Linked DNA regions of Mus musculus: region 1 is linked to region 2. A link is a loop called in an ENCODE intact Hi-C map of the cell type or tissue named here. Cell type or tissue: heart. All regions are shown on one strand. Links, peaks and the distances in the headings refer to the core of each region. The heading gives the core; the rest is flanking DNA. Region 1 overlaps Hdac9 (histone deacetylase 9). Region 2 has its middle 12 kb from the start of Mir680-3.

Region 1 (10,270 bases), core at 1,046-9,045, 520 kb before region 2:
ATATAAAACAAAACTAAATAAATCTTTGTGCATGCAGTCAAAAGACTCATAAAAACTACCAAAATACTAACATCCTTCTTAAGATCATGAAGATAAATTGTATAAACATATAGATTTATTCCTCAAATATCAAGGACCTCATTAGATATGAAGGAACCTACATGTCGCATATATATATATATATGTGTGTGTGTGTGTGTGTGTGTGTGTGTATATATATATATATATATATAAACCATCATCACTTTTAGTAATTGTGATGATGTATCTCTTAACAAAGGAAGGAGGAAGACAATATGCCTGGTGACTTCCAATGGAACCACAGAGGTATCATCATAAACAGTCACATAAAAGCCATGTACACAAAATACACAAAATGAATTTCAGGCTATACTGAGAAAACAATGTTCTTGCATCAAGCACTGGCTGGCCTGCTAGCCAGGTGGCTGGATTTAGAAACCAGAAGGCCCCGGGGAAGGCAGTCGTCGGTAACTACAAAGCTAATGTGGTCAATGCCCGGTGTCGTTATGGGGATTAGAGGGGGGTCACACTCCACAGCAGCACCTGCACAACTATGACATAAGCTTCTAGCTGACATAAATCATACTCTCTCTGTTTTGAAAGCAAATAATAAAATAGTTGTTCCATGTCTCTTGACCTTTACTTCTGGGAAACTTACATTTTTCCCTTTTTTGCTTTGGAAGGAAACCTCCCCAGCCCCTCCCCTCCTCCCCCCACCCCTGCCACAATGAAACATACTCAAAACACCCATTTCTGAACACATGCATAAAAAGTCATCTCCTTATCTCCAAAGTAATTCTAAACACCATTAACTTATTATGTTGCAAAGTAGCTTAACATAAGGCAGAAAGGCAGGAGGAGAACAAGACACTCAGAAAGACAGACACCAAAAGGAAAGCCAGGGGTTAATAGAGATGGAGACCTGTAGCTGCCCAGCTGAAGATGGAGAAAAACCACTGAGGCATTTCCACCGAGAGCTGCTAAAGGTTACTTAACAAGAATGCAGGGAACGTGCTGCACACTTGGTTTCTAGATTCATCTTTCCCATAGAATCCAATTATGCAAAATTGCACTTTGCCCAAGCCTGCTTCTCAAGTCAGCTTTAACTTGATATAAGATTCAATGAAATGAAAAGAGAAGACAGAAATCACCCTGAAGTCACTGAATTAAAGATATGTTTTATAATTGCAGACATTTATAAATCCAATTTGCCATAAAAGCAAAATGCAGAGTGGTAATGTGACAGGAAGGGGGAAACCCACTGAATGAGCATTATCCTGTGTCTATACTATAGCTTCTGCTCAGAGACAATAGCCAGGCCTGCTATATAGGGAGCATTTTATTTGCATTCTAAGATTCATACTCACACACATGATGGTTCTCTAGTGTCTCAGAGAAGACCAAGGGAGCTGCGCACATTATTTATAGTGAATGGCTGACTTACGAGAGAGAAAAATGATCTTTACAAAACAATTAAGGGTCAGTATATTGGGTACATGGACAGAAATACCAGCAAAATGTGTGCTGTGCACATGGACATATAAACCACCAGCAACAGACTTAGCACATAGATACATAAACCAGCAAGAACCAGGGACAATATTGTGCAAAAACCATGGGCCAAAAAGGGGCAATGCTGTGCATGTGGACACACAGTGCAACAAAGAGCAGTGTTGTGTACATTGAAACATAAGCCATCAAGACTCAATACTATGAACAGAATATATAAATAATAAAAGGGTGGTGCTGTGTATATTTAGACACAAAAGCAAGGATCAGTATTGTACACATGGACACATAAGCCACCAAGGGGCAGTGTTGTACACATGTACACATATACACACTAAAACAAAACAGCAAGGGGCAGTGCTGTATACATAGACCATAAACCACTAGAGGAGTCATCTTTTTTTGATCCACCAGCACAGAAATGCTATGCTCTAACAAATAACCCAGGAGATTCTCATTGAAAATTTTGAGACTTAGTAAAGTGCACCTGTGGCTTTTTTTTTATCCTCCTATCTCACCTAGTTCCATTTTAGAAAGAAAGAGTCAAAATGTTTGGCCTTTTAACCCTTCACTTGTCTCAAAATCACATACTTAGGGTCCTATTTGAAAAATAAATAGAGAAGGCTGTGAATTACTAACTTAAAAATGTTTTCAGTGAATCAGCTTTGAGTAGATTAGTGGTTTTCAGCCTGTGGGTTGCAAACCAATGGGGGTAAAACAACTTTTTTCACAGGATCCTCATAACAGATATCCTACATATTAAATAGCTACATTATGGTTCATAAGTAGCAAAATTATAGCTATGAAGTAACAATAAAAATAATTCTATGGTTGGGGGTCACAACATGAGGAACTATATAAAAGGGTCACAGCATTGGAACGGTTGAGAACGGCTGCTTTAGATCCACGATTATTTGAGCAGAATAAGAGTAAGCACAATTCACATGGAAGCTGTTGGACTTCCTTTTCCATTACATTTCGTGTCAATGTCTACCGAAGGACGCTTAAAGACAGACCATCCCTATACAGTCTTATAAAGTGACCCCTGGCTAAGCATCCTCAAAAAGTCCTGTTCAGATTGTCATAGTGTCAGGGCATCTTACTCAGTATTTTATGGCTTAGCAACCGAGCAAAAAGTGTGACCGGCGACTGCTCATTTTCCTTTCCTTTCTGGGAAGAGAGGGGAAACCATCTTCATTTGGAAACTTTTTAATATGTGTTTAAAATACTCACAGCTGTGTATTCTGGCAATTGTCGGGTGGAGCAAAGACTTTGTAGTGCTGTTAACTGGGACTGGCCTGGGGGGCGGGGGGCATTGCACTAACATGGTGAATTACTCTGTTTAGTTTGCTCTATAAAGAAGCAGTATAAAACATTTAGTCAGTATGATACAGAGAGCAAATATGAGCTATAGGTTTTGTTTGTTTTTGGTTTTGTTTTTAACCCTCCTGCCTATGGTAAGATGTTAAAAAGAAAATTAACTTTCCTAAGAGGGATCCTATTATGATTTGTCACAGACTCTCACATGAATTCCCCCTATGTTAGTCTAGTATGTTATCACAACAAAGTAGCCAAGACAAATTATAAAAAGCTAGCAGTTCTGAAGTAAAGAGAGATCAGCCCTAGTTCTTGGGCCTACATGGTATGCACTCACTGATAACTGGATATTAGCCCAGATGTTCAGAATACCCAAGATACAATTCACAGACCACATGAAGCTCAAGAAAAAGGAAGACCAAAGTGTGGATGCTTCAGTCCTTCTTAGAAAAGCCTATGAGAGGAGATATAAAGACAGAGTTCGGAGCAGAGACTGAAGGAAAGGCCATCCAGTGACTGTCCTGCCTGGTGATCCATCCCATATACAGTTACCAAACCCAGACACTATTGTGGATGCCAACAAGTGCTTGCTGACAGTAGCCTGATATAGCTGTCTCCTGAGAGGCTCTGCCAGTGCCTGACAAATACAGAAGTGGAAGTTCACAGCCATCCATTAGACTGAGCACAGGGTCCCCAGTGGAGGAGCTAGAGGAAGAACTCAAGGAACTGAAGGAGTTTGCAGCCCCATAGCAGGAACAACAATATGAACCAACCAGTACCCCCAGACCTCCCAGGGACTAAACCATCAACCAAAGAGTACACATGGAGTGACTCAAGGCTTCAGCCATATATGTATCAGAGGATGGCCTTGTCTGGAATCAATGGGAGGAGAGGTCCTTGGCCTTGTGAAGGCTCGATGCCACAGTGTAGGGGAATGTCAGGACAGGGAAGTGGAAATGGGTGGTTTAGTGAGCATGGGGAGGGGGAATGGGCTAGTGGGGTATTCGGAGGGGAAATGAGGAAAGGGGATAAAAATTTGACATGTAAATAAAGAAAATATCTAATAAAATGAAAAAAAGAGAAAAGTCAAAACAAAAAGAAAAAAAAAAAAAGAGAGAGTTTCCAGGACAACTTTCCAAGGAGCAGGTGTTGCAGGAAATACAGGGACCAGCAGCAGAAATCCTGAGAGACAGAGGTATCACAACCTTCTAGGAGATATGCCCTGGTGATCTGAGGACATCCCACATCCCTTGCCTTCCTCCAAAGCCACTGGGAGGAGGCTAAGTCATGTCCTATTGGGTGGCACACATGTAAAACACAGCAGCCCATCAGTTAACAGAAATTGGGGAGACTTTGAAAAACAGGAAGAGACACCAAATGAGTGACTCAGGACGCAAAAAACAAACAAACAAACAAAAGCAGAAGAGACCTAACAAATCAAAGCCCCGAACTCTTACCTCTGGGTTCCCAGATAACAATGGGAAACTTCAACCTGCTCTTGCTGTGAGATTGCAATGAATGTTAGCAGGTCCTTTTCAAATGCAGGTAGGAAAATAACTCCATTAACTATTGCTAATAAGAAGCAATCATCTAACGTTTTTAGATAGGACAGTTTGTTAAGAGTCTATCCAATGTTCTATTTCTAATTTAAATGAAAAAGGCATTTTCACGACAAGAGAAAGAACAAACTCTTCTTCAAACTAAAGAGAAGGGTCTTCGTAAGACATTCACACCCATTCTTTAATTCAACTTAATGGTAGAAAGGAAAAGAAAAATGAGAGATAGAAGTTGACACTTCAAATAAATGCAGGGCTATAAAAGTTAAAACAGAAAGTGACAATTTCTGAGATCTAAATGGCCACAATTCTTTTATGTTGAAGCAGCCACAAAGAAGAATGCTGATGAGGACTGCCTGTCTCTGAGCGCTGTCAAATTAAATGTATTTTGAAATCATCTCATTTAATGTATTGCCACATCAAACTATCAATTTCAAACATTTTATGGATTCTTTTTCGATGCAAACATTTTCGTTTCCTTTTTTATAACACAATTACTGCTATTTTAGGAGGATGAAAGAAACTTTCTTAATTATGGATGAGAACATAACTTTTTTTAGCAAATGATTTGTAATTAAACCAATTACGTTTAGTATTCACGAACTCAGAATGTCTCTTCTGTATGTACGAAATTAGCATTGGTCTACTCTAGTCTCCTTTGGCAAACTCTTAGAGGGGAAATGACTTCCTAAAAACTTTGGAAAACCTACCTTAAGTCTCAAGAGATTGCTGCAGCATTTGGAACATGAACGCTGCTCTTTGAGCCTTTTTAAGAGAACCCTAAGTGAAAAGAAGCCCTGACTCATGACGCCAGGAGCCACCAGGGGGAGTCAAATCCTCAAAACATAAGTGAAGGAACAGGCTGAATGACGCACCAATCAGGAAAGATGGGCTGAGACAGGTGATGGTTATAAGGTCAAAACAAGGGGCTGATAGAACATTTTAGCCTGAGAGGAAAAAGAAAAAAAATGACCTGATGCATTCATCTTGAGAAGAACATATTCACCTCTTTCTATGAAAAGTCCCAGAGTACAATAAACTAAGAGGTGCTTCTCTGCTAACCCAGTAATTCTTATAGGGAGAGGGCGCTGGCTTTAACCTCCTGTTGTCTACAGCCTCTGAATCAGACCCTGTTCTAACACATGAGAGGGACGAAGGATTAGCCTGATCTGCAAGAATTAACAACTTCCACACACAGGAAGGAGACATTTCTGAGAACAATAAAGAGGCCAGCAAAGATATCCAGCAACAGAATAAATGTGTTCCTGTATATACAGTTTCAACTCAACATGGCATGTGCATTCTACAAAAAGTGAAATTACAGAATGGATACAGTCTACAAAACAGGAATTCTGACTTTAAGAAGAGTACCTTTTCAGATGGGGGAATTACCTAAGTATCTGATTAAAACCCTACTGTCCACATCTTCAGGACACAGGCCAGGGCGAGTACACTCAGTTGCTTTCTGACCTGGCCTTCTCTAGGATGGAACCCTGTTCAGATCCTTCCTATTCAAAGATATTCTGATGCAGAAGTTCTAGAAAATACACACGGAATTTGGTCAGGACTCGATTCAATAGTTAACTGAATAAAATAGGGTTGCTCTGACCAATTTTTAGACCATATTAAACTGTTTATCGGATTAGTAGGCTCATGAAGATAAACACAATATTTTCCCACTTTTAGTAAAATAAAACTATGATTCATCTTAGTAAAAATAAATACATATAAAACTGTTAACTTACTGAGGAAAAATTTTTCCTTAAGAAAAAGGAGATATAGTATAGATCAAATATACATTAAATCACTTTGCTTGAATCAAATGAAAAAATGTAGAGACAGGAAAAGAGGTATAAAACAAGGTAGAAATTTATTTCTTTTTTATATTTTTCTAGATCTTTAAAAAAGTTAGGGCTGGAGAGATGGCTCAGCTGTTGAGAGCACCGACTGCTCTTCTGGGGATCCTGAGTTCAATTCCCAGAAACCACATGGTGGCTCACAACCATCCATAATGGGATCTGATGCCCTCTTCTGCTGTGTCTGAAGAGAGCAATGGTGTACTCATACACATAAAATAAAGAAATAAATCTTTTTTTTAAAATGTTAAACATAGTCTACTTTATTTGAATTTAAATGCAGTTTTAAGACAAATACTGACACATGAAGTTATAAAATTATAGTTATTATGGGGTGTATTGTAATATTTTGGTGCACATATTTATGGTATAGCATGTAAATCTGTTTAAATGCACTTGCTACCTCTAAAAAGCTTCAGGTAGTCATGGTCAAACATGCAATTCCTTTCTTGTAGATTTCTGAAATGCAAGTACAGTAGAGCTATGAGCAGCAAGACCAATCTGCATGGGTACCTGGGACTCCCTGCTCTTACTTTACTGTGAACAGCACTTTCTGAACAACCTTGTGTTTAAAGTGAACATGGATTTCAGCAGAGCTGAACATATCAGGCACAAAGGCAGGTTGGGTCACATAGTTACACTCTGTTTTAGAAATAAATGAAGAAACAAACAAAATAGAAACATTAACAACAGAAAAAAATATTTGCTGTCTTTATATAAAGACATATGGTCTTTCTCTCCTGTTCTGTATAAACATTTAGATTATTTAATAGAAACAGAAGTTCAATGAAGTAGATATACATTTTGGAGTAAGAAAGCTCTTCAGTTTACCCCCTAAAATAATGATAAAACACAACATTATAAAGAGAGGAATATATAAATAGTTATATGTATTCATCCAGAGCTTTATAGTGTTCTTGAAATTGGAAATGAGAGAAAGCATAACTATAATAGATATTTTATAGATGAGAGAATAGAAGGGTAGGGATGAAATAACTCAGTTTCCTGACATCACACATCACAGAAGAGAATGGCAGATAGAACCTTATTCTTACAATACAAAAGTGGTCATCAGTCAGAAGTCTTCACTGTCTACTTAGGATCACTAACCTTTTTTCCATTCTACTTTAAACAATGGAAAAATAGAGAAATCATTTAAAGTATAATTTTTAAGAGAATGGATACTGGCTACATAGATACAGTTATCAATTTTATATGACACATAGTTCTAATCTGATGCACTGAAATATTCGTCAGCAAGTGGAAACCAACAGCCCTCAGCAGACTCCTATAAACAAAGACAGTCAGAGACAGAGGCAAGTGAAAAACAAAAAGCCCAAACATAAAGCAACAGGCAGCAGCAAGGTGCTCGTTAGCAGGGGGAGCAGAAACATCCCAGAGAAAACTGGCATGGCAGTTCCTGAGGATCCAAGATGCCACAAAGAACTGGTACTACCAGAGAGAGGAAAAGGTGCCCATCCTAAGATGTGACTAAAATAAACGGAAGGGTTGCCCTTGGCAGAAAAACTAAGCTCAGGACAGAACTAAGCTCACCCTGCCTAACAGGACTGCTAAGCATCAGCATCGAAGGTTAACCTTGTATCATTCTAAATATAATTTTTATAAACTTACCAGTCATAAAAGAAGCAGGAAATTATAACTCCAAAAAAAAGGAAGGAAAAAATTTAAAGAGAAAAAAAAAACGGAAAAGGAAAAGAAAAAGAAACATCAAAACAGGCTCCCAACACAGAGGTGCTAAAACTAACTGGAAAAACTAAACCTTTAAATAGTGATGTAAGTGTATCCTGTTGGTTGAAAAAATAAAGTAGTGAAATGAAAGGCATTAAAAAGAACCAAGGAAAATATCTAAAGATGGAAACGATAATGGGTCAGGTGGAAAACACATTGGATAAATCAACCACTGTTAGATGTAGCCAGGGATGAAAGAGGACCAGACTTGAAGACACAGTGCAGAAACTACGGACATGACACAGCGAGGAAGGGAAATGAAAGTCTTAGACAAAAAAGAGCTTCGTCCATATGAGAAAACATTCCAGGTCTCAGGTTGTACAAAGAGCCTTCATTCTAAGCCTTCAAGTGGTAGGAAGTAATATTTAGGTTACCAGCACCCACACACTGGCTCACACAGAGCTGTGACTCCTGTCAGAGGTTTTGACACTCTTCCCTGTTCTGCAGATACTACATACACACAGTGCATACACTATGCATCCTATGGTGCATAGATATATCTGCAGGTGAAATATCCACATGCACAAAATAAAATACTTAAAAGATAAAATGTTCAGAAATATTTGAAGAAAAGACAAGACCAAATTATAAATTTGAACAGAATTTTTTACCAAAACTCATAATAATGTGTATAAAATTTATAATTAAATCAAAAATAAAATGTATGGCATTAGGAAAAAAAAGAAAGAAAGAGAAAGAGGAGAAAGAGGAGAAAGAGAGAAAGGAAGGAAGGAAGGAAGGAAGGAAGGAAGGAAGGAAGGAAGGAAGGAAGGAAGGAAGGAAGGAAGGAAGAAGAAAAGGGAGCGATCCAGGCATAGTTTTGGACAAGTTCTCATGTTAGAGTAGATGAGTGATCATGTCACTGAAGGATGCACAGTAGTAAATTAAAGAGAGAGATTATAACTCCTAAAGTGACAACCAAGCTGTAGACACACATAAAAAAGAAAATGAAATCATTTAGAAGAAATAATTATTCTGAGGAAGGAACACATTTTCATACAAGCATTAGAACCTGCTTGATCTCCATAACCTATGTCAAAAAGCTGGATACGGTTCATGTGCTAATATCCACAAGGAACTGCAGGACATCTAGACTCCTGAGATAGCTGGGTATGGCTCATATTCATAGAGAACTACAGAGACAGTTGGATCCCTGACAACTTCTACACCGTGTCCTTACCTACCCGGTGAGCTCCAGGGCAAAGAATGGCTATGCTTCAAAAAACATGGTGGAAGACGCATGATGAATGACATATAAAGTTGTCCTCTAGCCTTCACACGTGCTTATACATGTACACATGTAGAAGCACACACATGGACAAGCCACATGAGAGCAAACATGCATACACACACAGATGGAACACAAGTAAGACTGGCAAATAAAAATAGATCAAATAGAGAGTATAAAAGGAGGGTAATGGGGGTTTTATAACTAATTATGTGCATATATTAAATGTCACAATAAAGATTATTTTGTATAATTAATATATGGTAATAAAACTGCTTTAAATTTATCCAAAATAAGGTTCAAAAGTAAAAGGTAAATACAGAGTAGGTCAGAAAACTGGGAAATAAATTTGAGTCTCACCTTATAAGAGAAACACTTTAAATATAAGTAGTCTAACTATATTAACTAAAAGGCTAAGACTGGTATATTTGACTTAAAACTACAATCTATATATTTACAATAAATATAATAACACAAATGAGTTAAAAGGAAAGAAACATAAAAGAAATAAATGTTAATACTAATCAACAGATTCTGAAGCAAATAATATTTGTAATGATAAAGATTGCCATTTCCTAATAGTAAAGTGGTTAGTTTATGAAGAGGACATAGCAACCTTAAATATTTATGTTTTCAATACAATTTTAAAAATTATTTGGACAAAAAACAGTATACAAGAAATCAGCAAGGACAAACAAGAACTGAATGGCACTATCTCATCACATTTATATAAAACTCATTGACAGAATAAAATTCTTTAAAGAGAACAAAACTATTTACTTATGATTATAGTTTTATATATCATAATATGTATTATAAAAACAAATACAATAAATTTAGAAGGGATTCCACTATCATAAACATAATCTTTAAGAACCACCCTCCACCACCACCAATAGAAGTCACATACAGAAAAACGAATGGTAAAATCTTGAAACAGTTGGAAAGGAAAACAAAATTCCTTTAAATCTGGAATAAAAGCGATTCTGAGAAAAGACTAGAATTCTAATGATTTCATTCCATTATGTTTCTTT
Region 2 (10,270 bases), core at 1,508-9,507:
CTACTACGGACACAAGACAAGAAAGGCAGGAGGAAGGGAAGGGCTGGGGACAGAGATCCTGGGTGAACAGGCATTTGTCCTATCTGACATCTGGAGAGGGCTTGATGGTACTTAAACATGCTGGACAGGAGACACAAGAGGAAAACCAAACTTCAGCCCCAAGACAAACTCTTGGAAACCATGTGTGTCGCTCAGTGCAAAGGAAGACGTAGCTTTTCATAAAAATACCCTTATGCACCAAATAGAAGGATATGGAAGAGTAGAAATAAAAGTTATCAAAACTGTGCCAGAAAATGTTTGAAAGGAAACTAGCATGTACTGTAGACCTACTACACACCAGGTTGAGCACATAGGAACTTTATGTACACATGTATCTTAATGCAGCCCCACAGCTGTCCCACGTGACACTCATGGTGTGGTAGCATCAGAAAGGGCTTGTGTTTGCCCTTGCTTGATAGCATAACCGGGTGCCGCTGACTGGCCTGAGAATACACTTTAGAATGGCGGAGTATAGCAGACTTCACACCAGGGAGAGAATATCAGCTGCTCACCACTACCCCTGTTAAGTGGCTTCCCAGTTTGACTGCATTTCCCAAGAATTTCTGCAGTGAGGGTGCCTGTGACAGTTTGTGGAGGGTGTGGGCACAGGAACAAGCTTTGCCTTTCTAGGCTGTCTGACTCAACAACCTCCGGTGCTCACACCTTTCGTTTCCCACTGGTTATAATGAGGGGTGTGCTAAGGGCAACTTTGGAGTCAAGGGATCTGGGGTTGGACCCCTATAAAGAGACAGACCTACACAAGCAAAGAAGGACTGCCTTGGATCCTTGAACCAAAACACATTTGCACTCCTAGTTATGACGATTACCTTGATGTGTGAACACCGTAACAGATCTTAAACGAGAGGAATGAGAAACATGAAGATACATGAACACAGTTTATTCAACAGAAACTACTTAGCAAATGTGTAGAGTTGCATCAGCCTGGAGAAGAGTTATAGAGAGAGGAACTGAAGTGAAATGTGCTGTTCAGGGTGCAGGAAGCATCATCCCATGTCCATAGCAACAACCTTGCTCACCATGCAGATGGATTTAGAGGAACCTTAGTACTTGGCAAAAGTGACAAATACAAATAGGGCACATGAGTGCCTCTGGGTGTTTTCGCCACGCTGGAGATCAAACCCAGGCCTTTGCATGGGTGTGGCAAGTGCTCCATCTCGATGCCCCATTTCAAGTTTAAAGCAAAGTAAAAGTTACAATGTTGGAGACCAGAGCATGGTACCTTTGCAGGAGTGGTGACAAGCTTTGGGGGTCAAAAGGGGTGCTCTCCATCTGGACCAGTTGTGGGAGAGTATGAGAAAGGCCATCAAACTGCTTCCTTCGAAGTCTATATTGGTCCTCCATATTGGTAATAACAACATACTGTACAATCCATTGGTAATAACAACATACTGTACAATCCAGTGGGATAGATTGACAGAGGGATTCTGTCTTCTCCGGTCTCATTTCCTCCCTGAGCACGTTAGGCTGCTACTTAGCTCGGGGACCTGTTTAATGAGGAAGCACTAGACGCGGTGGTTGTGGGGCACAGGCAAGTTTTTGCCTGGAGGATGTCCTCACCTGGGTTCCAGCTCTATTCACCTTTTGAGATCACTGTTAGTCTGCCAGGCTGGATAGGAAGAAGCTGCAGCAAGAGCCACTGTCCACAGCCAGTGAGTGCCGTCAGCAAAGGTGCTTTCAAATTGGCTGCTTCAAAACCCGGGCTGTATGGAAGTTTTATAACTCTCCTTAGCTTTAGACAGGCAAGGTGATGTAGTGGACCTCAGCATCTCAGATGTCTACTCCTCTGAGCCAGTTTTTCAGACTGCTGCCAGCAAGTATATTATTGACAAGAGAACCCAGTGGTTTGACACTTGTCTTCTGCCTGCCCCACTGGGGTTTTTGCTATTTAATTTTTTCACAGCAACTTGCCTGTAAGTGTCATTACATACTAGCAAGCTTAACGGACTGGATTTTTAAAGTATACATTAGCATCTATAAGGATTGTAAAATGAAGTAAAAGAAAATCAACTCAGTTTTATTCAGTAAACACACACACACACACACACACACACACACACACACACACACACACACACTTCTTAAGTATTTCCAAATGGTAACTTTTCTCATGGGAAGACAAAAATGATTAGGGATAGTTATATACGTTTACATGGAAGCTAAAAAGCTTGACCCCTGAATTATTCTCTTTCCTGGCTGTATGGGCTTGTTTCATGTTTAATTCACCACATGTTCTTCCATGTCCATTGAGGCCATTTAGATGCTGGGGACCATGGCAACGCCACCGTGGGCACCTGTGCACCAGTTCACCTGCAAGGATTTGTATCTGCTTATTTCCTATTATCCCGCGTTCACTCTCAGTCATCAGCTGCCCCAGTCCTCTGAGGAACGGGATTGTTGGGTTCAGCCCCCTGCCCCCACCTCTGACCCCAGTGCTGGAAAACTGCTTTGTAAAGGATATGACATTCCCATCAGCAGTGTATAAGTTTCGCTCCTCTATGCATTTTTCAAGCATGTATGCCTTAGCACACCATCCTGGTGGGGAGCAAGTGGTACCCCACTTATATTTTCACTGATGAGTAAGGATATTGAATGTCTTTTCAAGCTCGCTGGTCACGATTTCAAACTCTTGCCCAATGTCAAAATCATCATTGCTTCCCTACTCTCTGTGTCTAGTTCTTTCTAGATTCTAGGTAGTAGACTCATACACATTTTAAGTATTGTCTCCAACTCTGTAGGTAGTCTTTTAAAAACTTTTTTCCTAATAGTTCATTTCATAGTGCATATGAATTTAATTTTGGTCAATACCCATTTTTGTATTTGTTCCTCTTGTTTTCTCTGTCACACGTAAGAAACTATTGCTTAATTCAAAGTTGGGCTGTTTCCAGCAGCACTTCCCAGCCAGATGTTTTGTCCTCCTGTACATTCAGCCATTGTGTTCTCATCCATTCTCACTTACATTTTTGTGATGGGAACATTCTTTTGTCCATGGATAGCAGTTGTCTCAGCTGCATTTGTCGAAAGCTCTCTTCTGTTGTGATATCTTGGGATGCTTGTCATAGACCAATCGATCATAAATGCTCAGATTTATTGCTGGACTCTTTGCTCTATTTATCTCTGCGCATGTCTGTGCCTATATTGTACAGATGGATCAGTGCGGCTCTGCACTGAACTGTAAAGTTGTGTTATGATCAGCTCCGTTGTCCTGTGTCTGACTACTAAGTGTTGAATATCTGTAGCGCCTCTGAAAGCAATAACTAACTGAGAGTTGGGTATGGGTAGGAACAGGGTTGAATCTGGAGGTCACCTTAGGATACCTAATGGTTTTTACCAGTTTGTAAGATCTTAGCAAATGTCTTCGAGTATGTGAACCTGAAATTCCTTCCTACTTCTTTTGGTTTCCTTCGTGTCTTTCAATGCTATGTTATAATCCTCAGCGCACACATCTAGCAGATTTTATTTATCTTACATGCATGTGTGTATGGTGTGATTTTGTGTGTGCAGGTATGCACACACATATTGTGGGCATGTTTGTAGAGATAGGAAGATAATCTTAAGTGCCATTCCTTCAGAGTCACCCACTTGAAAATAAGACATTGTAGAGGGATCAAAAGCTCTCAGGGGTTAAAGTTCTTGCTGTACAACCTCAAAGACCAGAGTATTTGATCCCAGAGCCTCAAATCCCTGAGTATCAGCTGCATACATGTGACCCCAGTTACAAGCAGGGGTGGAGTCAAGAGGATCTGGGGTTTGTTGGCTTTTAGGCTAGCTGAGGAAATGAACCCCAGGGTTACACAGAGACTTCCTATGTCTTTAGGTTTCTTCAGAGTTATTGCCTCAATGGAATAGGTGGAGGCCGATAGAAGAAACCCAGTGCCCTCTTTTTTTTTTCCTATAAGTATGCAGGTGTGCATGCTCACCACACACATTTTAAAGAAGTTATTTGTATGTGGGGAATGGTATGTGTATGCATTCGTGGTGTATGTGTGGTACGTGTGTGTGTGTGTGTGTGTGTGTGTGTGTGTGTGTGTGTGTGTGTATGTGTATATGCATACACATGGAAGCAAGAGCAAGCTGGTTGTATTTTCTATCACTCCTTACATTATTGCTTTGAGAAGTGGGAGCCCACTGACCTGGCTAACCTGGCTCTATAGAAATCTCCCAAGATCTCCCTGTATGCACTCCAATCCCAGAGGTCACAGACATATGACCTCCAGGTTTTGTTTGTTTGTTTGTTTGTTCGTTTTGTTTTGAACGTGTGTGCTGGAGATTTGAGCTCAGGTCCTCAAGTCCTGCAGTTTGCTCAGCAATGCTCTTACCCACTGAACTCATCTTCCAGGCCTTGCACTTTGTTTTTGAGACAGACTTTCTTACTGAGACCTGGGACTCACCAATTTGTGTAGGCTGGCTGCACAACCAGCCCCAGGCCTCCTGCTATCTCTGCCTCCCCAGCCCGTGAGACTACTCCTACCTGCTACCACACCAGCACTTTAGGTGGATACTGGGGCTCCGACTCAAGCCCTCACGCCTGTTCAAGCACTTTACTGACTCAGCTCTCTCCACAGCCCTTAGCAGACTTTTTTCTACTTAAAATGTCCATATTGGCTTTGATGCTATTACAAGTGGAGTGTTAAAATTTTAGTGAGAATATTATATTTTGTCTAAGAATTAACTTTCATTTTGAGTGGAGTTTTCCTCAAGAATTTGTTCTCAAATTACTTTGTGGCATAAAGAAGTTTGAGAGAATAATCCAGGTCACGTGAGTGCTTCATCTCCTTTGAGTTGTACATCTCTGATTCGCATTTCTTCAGTGCAGGTATAGCAAGGAGCCCTCTGTGCTATTACACTGTAGGAAAGACACACAAAAACATTTTTTCCTCCCAAATAATCATTTTGGAAATCCTTTTCCTTCAGGTTTTAGTCATTGTAATTCTGAAGTTAAATGAATGGCTTTTCTTTTACCCAAACTGTTATATAAGTTTCTTCTATGAAATATACCTTAGATGTCTACATACCCTGTAATGCTCCAGGGAATCTGTCTTAAGTATTTCCTGTCTCTTATGAAGTAGGACAACTTTCAAAATTCGAAAAATAGGTATTAGAACAGCAATGAGCACTCTCGTTTAAATAGCCATCTTTTCCAGGCAGGGCCGGGGCTTGAGAGTGAGGGAGAATTTGTGGCATAGCTGGTTTCATTCTATGAGTTTCAAAGAAGACAAAAATTACCTTTTGCTCAGATTTTCTTTACAAAGTGACAGGGGCTCACCATAACTGAAAACTAAGATTCTTAGTTTTTGGCCTGTGCTGGGATAAACAGTTGAGGGAGCCAGCTAGCCTTCTACTGTCCCTTACACCGGAAGGCTCCAACTGTTAAGCAGCACCCCCCTCTAGTGGCCAAATCGAAAAAGACAACTCAGTGTAATGGCTTGGTCTGTTCCCAATGGAAACCTAAAGTTTGGAAACACCTTGGTCTTTCACATATTGCCAACACAAGTTTTCACAGTGACTCCGATAGTCAGCTCAGATCCAGAACATTCCTATGTGTTCACAGTCACAATCTCTTTCCCCTTTCTGCTCCCAGTGTTAATATTGCTTAGATTTCTAAATCTTGGATGTGTCGCACAAAATGTGACTAAACATCAGCTATGGCTTTGTCTCCGGCAAGAGCGCTCCCACAGCAGGAGAAAAGGGAAGACTCTGAGAGAATGGGTGCGACTCTTAGCTTCATTTAGGGCAGTAGTTCTCAACCTTCCTAACGCTGCAAACCCTTTAGTACAGTTCCTCGTGTTGTGGTGACCCCAAATATAAAATTATTTCTTGGCTTTTATAAGTTTGCTACTGTTATGAAATGTAATATAAATATCTGACATGTGATCCTCCCCAAAGGGGTCGTGACCCACAGGTTGAGAATCACCGCTTTAGGGCTCGTGAAACCAGAGGCCCAGAGACCAAGCAGCATCAAAACACGTGACTGTAAATCATGGTCCTTGCACCCAGGACAGACTTGTTCTCAGGGCAGAATGTGACAAGCTTTAAAAGGTCGCTTAGGTAACCTTTCTGTCTTTCTGATAGGTCGGGACTTAACTTGACCATTAAAAGAGGTTTTGTTGTTGACGCTCGTTTATGTGTGTAAGGGGGTTGGGTGAGACGGACGTCACATGGCCACCAGTGGGGAAGGACAGCTTTCTGAATTGGTTCTCTCTCCCACCATGTGTGTCCCTCGGATCCACTTTGTGTCAGGCTCTGTGGTAAGCCTCCTTGCCTTTGCTTGCTGAGCCATTGTTTTTGTTTATGTGGTTTGTCTTATTGTCAGCCGACTGTGATGGCACGTGCTTAGCACCCTAGGACTCAAAGTGTCTGAGGCAGGAGGAGCTGGAGACCAGCCTTAGGAAAATAGCAAAACACTCCCCCCCCCCCAAAAAAAAAAAAAAAACAAAACAGAACAATCTTTTTTTTTTTTTCACTTTGAAATGTTATGAAACTAGTAAGTCAATTGAATATAGAGTTTGGACAGTAGGGATTATTCCTGCCTAACACACACCCACCTTCAATATGTAAAACAGCGCCATCCGCCGTTGGTACCCACGCCTCATGCTCCACTTCTTTCTCACTTCCATCTTATTCCTCGGGTCAGAGAGCAAGGTGCTTACTTTACCACAATGAGGTGATTAGTGCAGCGGACTGTGTTTGCAAATTGCTCATTGGCAGATGCAATGTTGAAGGGTTGCTTTTCCCTCTTTTATTTATTATATATGTTCATTTTCGCCTTTCTCAGCCTTGGGGGGTCATTTTATAAACTTACCTGTGTGCTTCACTTACTCAGGTCTGAGACAGAATGAATGTCTTAGTTTGTTGTCTCTATGCCCGTGCAGGGCACTCGCTGCAGAACAGAGCTGGCCATTTGCTACAAGTCTGCATGGGCGCATCTGTCCAGAAGGCTCATGTGTGGGAAACTTACTCTCCAGCTGATGGTGCTGTTGAGAGCTGTTTAGATCACATAGCTGAATGGGCTGCTGGGAAATGCATCCTAGTTGCCCAAAGGGTGTGTCTGGGGGAAAGGATGTCCTTGGAGGGAATGAGGGTGTGTTTGGGCCCCCAACCCTTCCTCCCCATCGCCCACTTGTCTGTCTAGGGTGAGACCCTATCCTATGCTCTACGGCATGCTCCCTGCCTAGATGTTCTGTGCTGAGGCCCAGAAGCAAGGCAAACATGAGCACAGACCCAGCAAAGCTTCTCTCAAGCTGCTTTCTGTGTTTGTTGTTGTTACTGTTGTTCTTGTTAACCAAAAGATGAACCCACAGCACAGCTTAGTTAGGAGCCAGAGAGATGGGTCTTGCAGCATGATTAAGTTAGAGCGAACAGGGATGGCTCCTGCAGCATGGCTAGGTTAGGAGCGAGAGGGATGGGTCATTCGAGTTCTGCTGCTGCTGAGTCTGTGTATTGTGACATCGGGGTTGTTACAGGAGGAGGCAAAGGTTTTGTATACACATTTTCTAAATGCATCCAAGTATACATCAGGATCACCTCCTATCATTACATGTTGTACTGTGTATGTTTCAGCTCTTTTTCTTCTACTGACATTGGATGAGTTGCTATTTCTCTGCTTTAGTTTTAATTTTTTGGCTTTGTTGAACTATGGTTGAGACAACAAAATATATTTTAAAATTATCTATTTAGTTAGTTATACGTGGGTATAGCGTATGTGCATATGTTTGGGGAGGAGGGGTAGACATGTGCTACAGTGCACACATGGAGGTCAGAAGTCACTACCTGTAGCAACCAATTTTTCTCCTTCCATTACATGGGTTCTTGGAGATTCAACTCAGGTTGGTGGCAAGTGCCCTCACCACTGAGCTATTTTGCTGGCCAATATATGTCTACAAAGTGAAGTTTTGACGCTATACATTGTGAAATGATTGCTTTAATCAAGCTAATTAGCACATTTATTGTCTCACATAATTACTTTGTGCTTCTGCTTTAGTGAATATGAACTATGGGATGTATACTTGCTTTTGCAGTCAGCCGGGTGTGCGTGAAACCTCCAGAACTTATTCTCTGTCTCTCTCAAGTCTATAGATATTTCATTGATTTTATCACCTACCAATGGTCACTTACATTGATTTCCTGTCTTCTTTTCTAAAAGGTCTTACAGGTATAGATTCTGTGTTGAGAAATCCCCCTCCTATACCATCTTTCTCCTCTTACCCCCTTCCTCTTAATTCCATCTGCAGCATTTATTCTTTTATAACTGAAAGTTTGGAAGCCTTGGAGTCATGGTAGGCAAATTCTATATTTGTACATATGTATAGACATCCATGTATATATGCCTAACTATATACCTGTATATACATAGACATATGTGCATTCATTTATATTTCCATATTTTAGCTGTGCATAACATTGCCATGACTAAGGAAGTACAGTTGTCTCCTGGAGATAGTGAATGGATATGCAACAAGGAGATTACTGGGCTCTGTGAGAAAGCTCTATCTTAATTGTAATCCTTATAGGCTTCCTATAATGGCTATCCCAGTTTCTGTTCCAAGAAATGGCACTGAAGGACAGTCTTACTTCTACCTCCTCGCCAACCCCCAGTAGCCTGTAAACGTTTGACAATGACCTATCTGACAGGTGTGAGGTCATTGTGGTTTGCTTTGCCTTTCCCTGGTGGTTAATGATGCTGAACACCCTTTTATGCACAATCAGCCAGTGACCAGGGTCATAAGAACCTGTGTCAGCTGGAGAGTTTACTCCTATATACTTTGATTTTGATTCCTCTTGAGGCATGTTGGCTCACTTGGTGAGACAGCTTGCATGAACAATGAATAGCAGCTGTAGTTAGGAAAGGATGGGGTCTCAGCACAACTAATAAAAGCTTATCGTCCTTTACAATTACTCGTTAGCAGAGGGGATTAATTAGTGAATTTCCTAAACACTGTTTTGTCGGAGCCCACTCCAGACAAGTGTAGTTTGGGTGGATGTGTGATGCTGTTGGACTAGAAACCAGATCTGGTGTTTAGTTTCCAGCATGTTACTGACTGCATGATTGTAGGTACCATTTGAACTTTCCCCTGCCTCCTTAGAGGTAGTGCTTTCTGCATTCTACCTCAAGTACATTCTAACTGAAATGGAAGTAACTGCCTCTTTTGAACTTACATTGGTGCATACATTTTTGCACAGTAATTTAGGACACAAGTATGAGGCTTTCCTTAATTTATCTTTCACAAAGTGGTAGGTACCTATAGGGGTTGCCAAGAATTCTCTAGAATTGAGAAAGTGTATAGAACAGAACTTCGGTCAAATAATAATGCTTTAGTAACTAGGAGGACAATCCAGAGACAGACTCTCCCAATCTACCTACAAAATTTCAGTCATTGGGCTGTTACTTAGGAGGTAGGCAGCCCAGAGACAGGACCAGATGACTTCTCATCAACAGGTGTTCTTGCCGTGTCAGGTTCCTGGAGGACAGTGCACACATCTTGGGTGCACGTGGGACTCAATGGCAAGCAGAGACTGATTGATAAGAGAAACCTGGGTCTCTTGGCTTGGTCTCTTCCCTGTACACACATCTCTGGGAGTTACCCTTCTGCCAGTGCAGCACGTATTTCTCAGTGATGTCTGCCCCATCCTTTGCAAGCCATTTGTAGTCATTGATCACTGTTGACCTCAGGAGTGACTTTAGAAGGTTTGCTTGCGTAAGTAGTACGAAGAACAATCAAATCAAGTAAAGAGGCAAACAGAATGGGAGCGAGCACTTGCCAAGATACATTGGATAAGAAGTTAATATCCAAAATGTTTGATGCACCTACAATTCAATAGCAAAACAAAAGGAAACCACTGTTACCACCACCACTGCACTGCTTAAAAAGTGATACTAAGCTGACATTTTCTTAAATAAAAAAAGAGAGTTGCAATTATAGAAGAAAAGAAAAAGAAAAGAAAAGAGAAAAGAGAGTGTTTCCTGTTCTTTTTTTGTACTTCTGTGGTGTTGTCTCCCTATTCATTCATTTTCTTCTTGATTTTTGTTTTGTCTGTCTATCTATCTATCTATCTATCTATCTATCTATCTATCTATCTATCTATCTATCTATCTATCTATCTATCTGGAACGAACTATAATCCAGAAGCATGCCTGTGATATGGATCTTGAGGCTGGAAGACACAGATTTTTGGTCCAGAGCTTGAGGTGGGATGACATATGTTTTTGGTCCAG

Evidence for each region. Peaks named below come from ENCODE experiments on the same cell type or tissue, not always from the same donor. Only the 100,000 strongest peaks of a DNase experiment are listed, where the experiment ranks them.
Region 1: it touches region 2 in a loop (6-fold over the local background); 41 of 42 quality-filtered maps call a loop at or near these places.

Annotation. Positions count from the first base shown.
Region 1 is chr12:34,659,726-34,669,995 of GRCm38, forward strand. The region is part of intron 3 of Hdac9 (histone deacetylase 9); the gene reads right to left. Among named protein-coding and RNA genes, the nearest start is that of Gm46347, 120 kb to the right of the region's middle. In heart, for the core only: a CTCF peak has its summit at 1,821 (motif pointing right); a DNase peak (open chromatin) is centred at 5,246.
Region 2 is chr12:35,177,440-35,187,709 of GRCm38, forward strand. No RefSeq gene overlaps it. Among named protein-coding and RNA genes, the nearest start is that of Mir680-3, 12 kb to the right of the region's middle. In heart, for the core only: a CTCF peak has its summit at 5,446 (motif pointing left); no DNase peak of the experiment used is centred there; H3K27me3 peaks cover 914 bases.